Linked DNA regions of Mus musculus: region 1 is linked to region 2. A link is a loop called in an ENCODE intact Hi-C map of the cell type or tissue named here. Cell type or tissue: left cerebral cortex. All regions are shown on one strand. Each heading gives the region's core, and the rest is flanking DNA. Links, peaks and the distances in the headings are about the cores only. Region 1 has its middle 3.8 kb from the start of Mir7218. Region 2 has its middle 16 kb from the start of 9630028I04Rik.

Region 1 (5,369 bases), core at 94-5,093, 130 kb before region 2:
GCGTCCACCAAGGGGTGGGTGGGGTTCCTCAGCCTGTGACTGTTCTGGAACTTCCAGACCCCTCCCCTAGAGGTCTTGTCAAATTCCACCCAAGGAGGGAGGTTCAGATCCTTCTACTTCACCAGTCCTTCTAGAAGGTTCGAGATTGCCCATCCCAGTGTAAGGTGGCATCTCACTGAGGCTTTGATTTCACTCCCTTGGAGGCTAATGATGTTTCATGGTGGACCAGATCTGACTGCCATTTAGACGCTGAAGACATTTCTGCTTAAATCATTTATCTCTTGTCTTTTTTGAGTCCTCAGAGTCCTTGATATCAGACAGAGTCCACTGCTAAGAGGTGCAATTTGCAGAGAGCGTCACCTTTTCTGCACATTGTCTTCTTGTTCTTGAATCTTTGAAGCACAAGTTTTTTTTAATTCCCACACCGTTGGCTTTGTCTCTTTTCTTGGGCACCAGTGCCGTCATGTGCCCTCACAACTGAGATTCCATCACCAGATCTGAGGCCGCCAGCCAGCTTCCTGCCATGACAACAAATACCCCAGTAGCCGACTTGTAAGTCGGGTGTGATGGTACAATTCTGTAATCCCAGCACTCAGGAAGGAGAGGCAGGAGAGTAAGAAGTTCAAGGCTTGTTTTACTGAATAAGAACAGATCAATTTTTTTTTTTTTATTTTGACATCTATAGAGGCTGCAACCTTCAGCTAGGTGGCTGTGTTGTTTTTAGACCTCTGTTGAGGTGGACCACTCATCATGGGTGGGAGTATGCTGAGGTGAGAAACCATTCCCTCCTGGCCCAGAAGTACAAAGGCTTTGAGATTTGATCCTCACACTGCCCTGGAGGGAACACCCCCAATGACTCAAAGGAGCCCTCCAGGCTCCTCTCTCTTAACAACACTGAGACTAGAGGCAAGCTGGGAACAAGCATTTTAACACATTGACCTTTGAGGGACCTTCAGGAGGAACAAGAGCAGACATCATGGTGACTATACTTTTCTAATTTTGGCTCTTACATATGTCTTTAATTTTTTTCTTCCTCCCTTTAATCAGTACTGAGGATTGAACCTGGGGCCTTACTTGGGTTTAACAAGTGCTCTACAACCAAGCTGTATCCCTGCCTGACTTAAGAGCTAATTTTTGCATATGATGTGACTGGTTATCAACTGTGTCAGATTTTTGCGTTTCCAGGAAGTGACACAGGTTCCGCTGTCCTAGCTTCCTGCAGGACCTGGGCAGCTAGGCTACCGGCAAGTAGTGGCGAGGAGAGCCTGGGCTATCTATCTAATCGCCGTGCAAGGCTTGGCACTGTTCTCTCCCGGGCTGAGCCTCTGTTTTATAGTGACAGTTTTGGCATTTTGTATTGTAAGAATGTTTTTGTTTTGGTCCCAGGTGAGGGATAGGGCTAGTTTCAGGCTGTCCACAGCAGCTGACTTGGATTTGCCTCGTGCTCTAGCAGGGGCGTGATTTTGCCAGCTACAGATAAATTGTGTGACGTTTGGAATTCTGGAGACTTTTTGGAGGGTATATAAATGCTATGGCCCCGAGAGGCAGAGTGAGTTGTTGTTGGTTTGTTGGTTGGTTGTTGTTGGCTGTTGGTGGTTGGGGTTTGTAAGTAGTTGTGCACAAAGAAGAACCAACAAGAAGAAGAAATCAGCTATCTGGATGGTGAAGCTTAAACTTGCCCCAAGGAGCTCCAGTCTACCCTCCTAATCCTCAAAAGAAATCTTCCAGTAGATAACTCTTTCCTTTCAAGCCTTTTTCCTCCCCTATATACTGTTAGGGGGTTGAAAGGGTGGAAAAAGGAAGAACCCACAAAGTAGCAAACACCGCTACAAGTTTCCGCACTCATGATAAGACTCACAGCAAGTTGGGCAGGATGGCCCCCACAACTCCACATAGTTCTTTATCTATGTTCAGCTCTCATCGTGGGAAACATGTCAATAAATGTCCACATTTCACGCCACCTCCCACCCCCACCCCCCCACCCCCACCCCACAATCATCCTCCATGAATAAAGCTATATAGCTATGACTCACTCTGCCGCAAGTTCCTGACTCCGCCGTTTAGCTCAACAGTCCCAGACACTTGGATTTCATCCCCTGGCAAAAATCTCCACAAGATATTTTCGGGACCAACATAGGGTTGCCAATGTTTTATTTTGTCAAATAGGACATTCAAAATAGCAAGCCTGGCCACCTGTTGTAAGTACTGAGTGATATAAAAAAAGAGTATAAGGAAGGACAAGGGCGGCCCACGCGTGCTGTGCTGCTCTCATTCTCGGATGAGGGGGAGCAGACAACTTTTCTTACTATGCTCAGAAATGGCTGCTACATCTTGTGGCTGTATCTCTGATAAAATGCAAATTTCATCAAGAGCAACCCCAGTGGTCGGCACAGGAGTGGGGGCGGGGCGGGGGCAGGCAGGAGCAGCTCAGGGAAGGGCTTGCAAGATTGCTCAGAGCACCAGGTCTCTGGTAGTCTGCCTCACCTGGCGGGACCTGTGCCCAGGTGGTAGCATCTTGGCAGCAGCCCCCACCCCATACACCCATACACACACACACACACAGACCTGTGTGTTTCCCCAAACAGGAAGTGCTGGGAATCTAGCTGCCTCACTTTGCACCTGAGTCCTCTCCACACCCGCCACCTTCTATTCGGGGCCATGCCACTTTACACTTGTGCCTCATGACTGTGGGAAATGCTGAGTCTACCTCAAATGTGTTCCCTCTCAAGGCTGTGAAGAATACTGGGTCCACCTTAAATGTGTGCCCTCAAGTCTGAGGAATACTGTGCTCCCCAAGTCTGTTTGGGTCCCGAGGCACTTGGCATTGGTGGGTCATTCTGTCTGGACCGTCCAGAGCTGCATTTCAGGAGAGATGCCCGCCCCACTGCCCTTCACCACCCATTCATTCTCCCAGAGTCTGGCTGTGCATGGTGCAACTGTACCTTTAAGAAGTTCTTTTGTGCTTCTGGGGGGAAACCAATCAGAAAGCAGAGGGAGAAATGTGACAGCTACCTGTGCCAATAAAGTAAGAGTCTGTTGGAACCTTCCAAGGACCAGCACCTCCTGGGGCAGGCCTATTTAAAGAGACAGTGCTGTGTGGTTGGGCCACTGCAGTGGGTGTGCCTTCAGAATCCTTAAACTGACCAGTGCCCTTAGATTGCTGCTAGTCTAGCTACAACCAGGGGATCTGCTCAAAAAGATGAGTGATTTAGCTGACTAATTGGGCTTTTGTTTGTGTTTTAAATCATGCTCTTTTGCTAAACTAATGGGCCCTCTATTTATAGATGACTCCAACACAAAGTGACTACTAATTACTACAATTAATATCACGTTAAGGGCTTGCCAGCCAACTTCACAGAAACTTGTGTCGCCTACTCATTTTCAATTAAGGCCCACTGACGGGGAATACTGGTTATTAAGATGGACCCTGGGGTGTAATTACTGCTCATAAGGTCATTAAAGCTGTTCTCCTGCAGGGCTGGCCCATGATGCCCAGGGCTTGGGAGCTGGTACCCATGTTCTACCTGGAGGCCACAGAGGCTCAGAGCCCCAGGCTGCCCACAGATAGTAAACCTGGCCCTGAGCTGCTGGAGGAGGAGCAGATAAAGTCAGGATGCTCAGGCAGGGGGGCTATGGCAGCTGAGGGGGCTGAGGGAGATAGTCCTTTCTTCAAAACAGCTATTGTGGCAAAGACGGGGGAGTTGACAGGACTACAGCCTCCTTTGGGCAACAGCAGCAGCATCTGCAGCCTCCTCTGAGAGGCAGTCACAGTAGGGACTGTTTGGTGAGAATCTGAGAGGAGACAGCTGTAGGGTACACAAGACAGCATCCCACAAGACATAGGGGGCCTTGACCCTCTGCTCCTGGCCTCTTTTCCTCAGAGCACCTTCTCAGAGGGCCATTGTCCCACCTCCTCCTGCTACTCAAGGGGCATTGGGTTCTGAAGAGCTAGAAAGCAGGGTGGGGTATGTATATATATAGACACACACACAGAGAGAGAGAGAGAGAGAGAGAGAGAGAGAGAGAGAGAGAGAGAGAGAGAGAGAGAGAGAGAGAGAGAGGTTTGGCAGTCTATGAGTGAAAGCTCCTAGAATCAAGTTCAGCCCATGAGGGGGCAGCTGGGGGCAAGGGGGTATTGTGGGTGTCTGTGGAAACTGAGGTCATAGCTGTGGGAGAGAAACATCTGCACCAGCCCGGTGCAAGCAAAAGACTGATCCACTATTCCCTAACGGAGAAAAGACGAAATTCTCAACTGTCCAAGTCAAACAAGCTATGTTTGGGGTGGACCCTGGTCTGGCCAGCCAGCTGTCTCACTCTGATTCAGCCCACTGACCCAAGGGACCCCACTGGCCTCTTGAAGTCCCTTTTATAGGAGAGATAAGGTGTTTACAGGGTAGGGAGAGTTGCCTGTTATACATCGTTAGAAAGATACCAGGAAAGTGAAGGAACAGGGTAATTACATCCAGTGAACAGGGATCCAGTGAACAGGGTCCCAAGTTTAGTGTAGGTAGAAAATTATGTTTTGTACTGATGTAAATCAGAGCTAAGAAACGGAACTTGGGAATTACAAACAGAAACTTCGACTTGCAAGAACCTAACATAGGACAAATAGGAACTTAGTCTTTAACTACAAACAGAAATCTTAACCTGCAAAGTATATTGTTCCTGTTTGGGTCTCAGAAACTCTTGTTAGGGGCCACACAGTCACTGGGTCTATCAGAGGCAGGAAGAAGGGGCATTGTGTGAGGCTGGCAGCCAGACAGCAAGTCATGTAGAAATACTTTTGAAGTTCCTCAGAGTTCTCGAAAGTTCTGACAGTCCCCCTACACACACATACACACACACACTTGTCATTTTGTTTCCTTTCCTTTTGACCTAGGACAAAGTATCTCTTGTTCTTTGTTCTGCACTTGCAAATTAGTTTGTTCAGTGAACTCCCTGAGCAGTCACACTTTGCAACCAAGACTCAGAGAAAGCAGGGTTAAGAGAAGAGAGGAGTGGGGAAGGCTTGGGAGATGCCGCACCACTGGCCTGCTGCTTTTAGTGACCTCACCCTGATCTGCCTGCTTCCTGCTCTCATCCCTGCTCCCAGGAAAGCTGGGGGGGGGGGCCACCCCCCCCACGCCCCGCCCCACCCTGTACTAACAAGCACTCCCAAAGCCTTTTGCTTTCACCCTTACCTCCATTGCCTGGATCAATGACACTCTTGCCCTCTCTAAAGAGCCGCTAGAGGCTTTGACTTACACTGGCCTCCCATGGAACATCAGCACGGAAAACAGAAGGGAGAGAACAGGGGTCGCATCTCTGTGTCAGGATCAAATTTGCCTGTAATCCCCCGCCCCCTACACACCTAGGAAACAGATAGAAAG
Region 2 (5,369 bases), core at 221-5,220:
CAGGAGAAGAGTGGGGAGGGACCTCCAAAGCCCCCAGGATGATGAGGTCCCCAAACTTCTTATATAACAACTGAGCTACTGAGTCAGGGTAGGCCCACCATATATGGAGCACCTCAGTATATATACTACAGCATACATACCATATACACTATATGATACACTCAGTATACATACTATATTATACACATCATATACACTATAGAGTACAGACTGGGCAGGCTGCCTCTATCCTATTCATCATCTATTCAGTGTTCAAAGTGCCCTGGCTAGGCAGCCGGTCACCCCTAGTGTGGTGGTTGGAATGAGAAAGGCCTGCGCAGGCTCAGAGACTTGAACACTCGATCTCATTAGTTGGAACTGTTTGGGAAGGATTAGGAGGTGTGGCCTTGCTGGAATGGGTGTATCACTGCAGTGGGGGAAGGGCTTTGGGGTTTCAAAAGACTCTGCCATTTCCAGTCAGCTTCCTTTCTCTTTTGCTCCTGGTTATAGATCAAGATGTGAGTTCTCAGCTGCTCCTGCCACACCTTTGTTCAGCCACCATGGCCTGTATCTTTCTGGAACCAAAACTCTGATTAAACGCTTTCTTTTATAAGTTGCTTGGTCACTGTTTTATCTCAGCAAGTACCTAAGACGCCCCATATTCATGAGAAGGGGCTACAGTCAAGCTGAACCCCAATAATTTTCAACGGTAACAACCAGAAATGGTAAAGTGCTTTTTGAGTCATGTTTGTTTGGTTTTGTGGGATGGGGTATGGGAGGGAGTAGCTCTTTGCCCTGAGGACGGGAGAACAACTTGGCAGACTTTTGTGTGCCGGCTGAACCCTGTCTGGGCTGGCACGGGCAGCTTTGGTTGGGGCACATGGTTTTTGGAGGTGCCATGGCTTCGCTGGTATGTCCCCTTTCATTCAGCAGAAGGAAGGGTGGGGAAGGAGGGCACTGTACCCTGGCCAAAGTCACTCTCAGGGAAGTCAGCGGCCTGAGCATGAGCATCTAAGTGAGGGGACCCCAGCTGAGGCTGGAGCCACGTGGCAGGGGGCTAGGGAGTAACAGAGACCCAGGACACAGAGACTCCAGCACCTCAGCCATGTTTCTTTACGTTCTACTTAGTTTTGTTTTTTACATAGAACAAATCCTAAGGAAAGCTGGCTTAACCTCCCGGAAACTGGGAATAAAGCTTAGAGGGAGGGGATTGGGGGAGAAAGCCGTTGGCCTGAAAATGCCTCCCTTGAGAGTAGGAGGGGATGGCTGGGTGGATAAGGCACCTGCAGGCAGAGCCGGGATGGTTGTCACACTGGGTACCACACAGGCAGAGCCACTGCTGTGGCTGTGGAGAACGTGTGAGAATTCCTCAGGGATCCCCTGAACCATTTTGGCAGGGAACCCAGAAAAAACAAATGGTGGGTGAGGAAGGAAGCTGGGGACACTGGTGGCACCTGGGCTACCACGGAGGAGGAAATGGATGGGACAGAGTCCAAAGCCCCTGTCAACACCTTGCTCTGTGGGTGCAGCTCAGCACTGGAACCAGGGTCTCCTGGTTGGTTGAGTGACCAGTGAGCCTGTGCTCTTGCTGGCTGCCTTCCTGTGAGTGTGAGCATGCGTGAGCACGTGCACACACACACACACACACACACACACACTGTCTTCCTTCCAGTAGGCTCAGATTGACTGTTTACTTCCCTGCCTGTCCAAGCAGTCATTGGATCCCTTTTTCCATATTAAGCAGTTGCTGTCATAGCCACTTCACACCTGCTCACATCTTTCCTCTCTGTGTCCTACAAGCAGGTTTCTGACAAGTCCATTTCCCTACAAAGAGGAGAGGAGGGGTTTGGAGGTGAGGTGATGGGAGGGTCTGTCTAAAAACAGGAGTCCAGCAATTCTGAGCTCCAAGCCCCACCTAGCCAGGGCTCAACAGAGGCCACAGCCCATGGGGGAGCTGGAGAGACCTCCTTGGGGCTCCTCAGCACCAGATGTGCCTATACATCAAACATGTAGACCCATGTGTGATGGAGCTTTTAAGACCCAGGCATTCACGAAGAGAGGCTACTCAAGAGTTCTGGGGGCCAGGAATGTAGCCAAGTTGGTAGCACGCTTACCCAGCTGGGACTTGAACCCCCAGCACCAGGTAAACTGGAGATGGTGGTACCCGTCTAGTACTTAGAAGGTGGAGGCAGGGGGATTTGAAGCCTAAAGTCAAAAATCATTCTTAGGGGCTGGAGAGATGGCTCAGTAGTTAAGAGCACTGACTGCTCTTCCAGAGGTCCTGAGTTCAATGCAACCACATGGTGGCTCACAACCATCTGTAATGAGATCTTTTCTTTCTTTCTTTCTTTTTTTCTTTCTTTCTTTCTTTCTTTCTTTCTTTCTTTCTTTCTTTTTTTTTATAAAAACTGAAGGAACAGTTCCTAATTCTTTTTTTTTTTAAGATTTATTTATTTATTATACGTAAGTACACTGTAGCTGTCTTCAGACACACCAGAAGAGGGCATCAGATCAACCATTACAGATGGTTGTGAGCCACCATGTGGTTGCTGGGATTTGAACTCAGGACCTCTGGAAGAGCAGTCAGTGCTCTTAACCACTGAGGCATCTCGCCAGCCCCCCGTAATGAGATGCAATGCCCTCTTCTGGTGTGAAGACAGCTACAGTGTACTCGCATACATAAAATTAATCTTTAAAAAAGTCATTCTTAGCATGGAGTGTGTTTGAGGATAGTTACTTTTCACTTTGCTTTGCTTCTCCTCCTCCTCCTCCTCCTCCTCCTCCTCCTCCTCCTCCTCCTCCTCCTCCTCCTCCTCTTTCCCATTTCTGGGGACGTCTGCACTGACCCCAGTCCCACATTTGGGCTGACTGTCATTGGCTATCCCAGTAGTTTTAGGCTGTTTGTTATTTTCTATCCCACCGTTTAGCTTCCCAGGCACATTGCCTGCTGGCTTCCTGTCAGTCTCGCCCATAGAGGCTGCTGACTGGAGACTGGTGGGAGGGAGAAGAAACGCCACTGTGTTCTCCTCGATGGTTTGGGGTGTCTGCAAGCAGCTGCTTATCCTAGCATTGGTTGGCTTCCATGGCTTACACACACACACACACACACACACACACACACACACACACACACACACGCATACACACGCACTTGTAGCTCCAGCCTGGAAGGCTCCTGGCATAGCCCTTGTCTTGCAGCCCAGTGTCTCAGCATTTCTGAGTCACCATCCAAGGCAAACCAGGTCCCACACCCAGTCATCTGCTCATCTCCTGTCTCTTTTCAGCAGTTCCGGGGCCTCCTAATTCCTTCAGGGAGCCACCTGGAAGAGCTCGGCTCCAGCTGAGGGAGATGGTGAGATAGCTCATCCTGTAACCTCAGGATTTGGGAGGTAGAAGCAGGAGACTCAGCACAGAGCCATCCTTGCCTACATAGCAGGTTCAAGGCCAGCCTGGACTACCTGTCTCAAAACCGAACAATAGGCTGAGTGTGGTGCCACACACCTGTAGCCCCAGCACTTGGAAGCAGAGATAGATGGGTCTCTGTGAGTTCAAAGCCAGCCTGGTCTACATTGTAATTCCAGGCCAGCCAAAGAAACTCAGTGAGACCCAGACTCAGAATTAAAACAAAACAAAAACACCCACCCTTAAGCAAACAAACCCACCCTCGGGTCCCCTCTGGCCCTGTCTGACCTTCAACATCTTGGAGGTGGTCTGCTGCTTCCTTGCACCTGGCCCCAGGCGCCTCCTGGCACCTGAATCCTTGGTCCCCACCCATCCTCATCTCCCAGCCTGCTTCTGGCCTCCCGACTGATGTCTTTACCTCCCACAATCCACTTTACAGCACCCAGAATGACCCAGTCCTGCCCCCTTCCTGGCACCCACACTCAGCTTCTCCCTGCCTAGAAGGATGCTCTCGTGTTTGAAAGGTCTGTACGTGTTCTGCTGAAGGGCCTGGGTCCTCGGGTCTGATGGTAGGAGGCTTTAGGTTTGAACAATGGACGAGCAGCTGCTTTGGATAGAAACAGCCTGGACCGAACACACCAGGGAGCCCCAGCCCTGCCCAGAGGAAGCCAAGTCTCTCTGTCTTTAGCAACTGACACTCAAACTTCAGGGAGCCGAATCACATTGTCAGGTGGGGGTGAGGGCACAGTCCCTCAAGTCTCCTGATAGGAATGGGCCCGGTGGCCGAGGCTGGCAGAGCCCTCGGGCTCATGCTGACTGCTTTGCTGCAGGGAACTCCGTACCTCCTGGGGTCTGAGCCGTGACCCACGAACTGCAGGGGGGGGGGTGAGCATGGAGGTGACCTTGTGCTAACTTGCCCTCTGGGAGCAGAAATCCTGTCCCTCCCACCCTGTCCCCTCCCCACTCCCACACCTCTCTCCACCCACAGCAGCAAAGACTCTGCGTGAGCCTGAGAGACAGGTGCTGGTGTTGGCTCTTTTCTTTTAAGAAGAAAAACAATGAAGAAGCAAAACCCAGGAAATGGAGGAGGGAGGGGGAAGAGAAACCCACGTTCTGAAAGAAGGTTACCTCAGCCAATTGCACACACACCCCACACCCAGACTTGGCCAGAAGGGCACAGAACTGAGAGACACCCTGGCCTTCTGACCCCCTCCCTTCCTGGAGTTCCCCCTCGTACTCCTAGCTTCTGGACTCCAGATCACTCGCCTCCACCCACCATTCTGTAGGAGGAGATTCCCTGGTGGCAGCCTCAGGTAGCCTCTGCAAAGCTCCAGTGTTCTCCTCAGATCTCAAGGATCGGCTTTCAGTGGCTGCCTCTCTTATCCCCCTCCCTCAGAGAGAGTTTAGCTTTCGTGGAGTCTGGACGGTCTTCCTGCCATCCTCACTGACCGTGGACCAGCTGGACGGACTCTCTCTCTCTCTCTCTCTCTCTCTCTCTCTCTCTCTCTCTCTCTCGTGTGTGTGTGTGTGTGTGTGTGTGTGTTTATGTCTGTCCTCATCTAAGGAGGCCAGAGATATTGCACCCCCTGGGACTGGAGTTACAAACATTTGTGAGCCTTCATGAGGATGGTGGAAATCAAACCCAGATCCTCTAGAAGAGCAGCCAGTGCTCAACTGCCAAGCTATCTCTTTAGCCCTTACTCTACCAGGCTAACCCTGTCCAGCCCTGCCCACCCCAGCCTATCTAACCCCATAAGGAGCTATCTTCTCACTGTGCACAGCATCTATCAGTGAGGTCCCAAGCCAGTTCCATGCAGATCTGGACCCCCTCTGCAGATGGAGACTCTCAGAGGAAGAGCCTCTTCCTTGGTCTGGCAGAGAGGGCCAGGCTGCCACCACGGGCTTTGACAAATTGGCCCAGTGTGGATCTGACATGCTCGTGGCTGAGGGAAGGAGGGCTAGGATCATCTTCTCAGGGAACCCCTCCC

The links. Peaks named below come from ENCODE experiments on the same cell type or tissue, not always from the same donor. Only the 100,000 strongest peaks of a DNase experiment are listed, where the experiment ranks them.
Region 1: it touches region 2 in a loop (6-fold over the local background); 2 of 42 quality-filtered maps call a loop at or near these places.

Annotation. Positions count from the first base shown.
Region 1 is chr17:27,359,223-27,364,591 of GRCm38, reverse strand. No RefSeq gene overlaps it. Among named protein-coding and RNA genes, the nearest start is that of Mir7218, 3.8 kb to the right of the region's middle. In left cerebral cortex, for the core only: no CTCF peak of the experiment used is centred there; DNase peaks (open chromatin) are centred at 446, 2,170 and 2,963.
Region 2 is chr17:27,229,011-27,234,379 of GRCm38, reverse strand. No RefSeq gene overlaps it. Among named protein-coding and RNA genes, the nearest start is that of 9630028I04Rik, 16 kb to the left of the region's middle. In left cerebral cortex, for the core only: a CTCF peak has its summit at 2,514 (motif pointing right); DNase peaks (open chromatin) are centred at 2,603, 3,036, 3,148, 4,565 and 2 more places.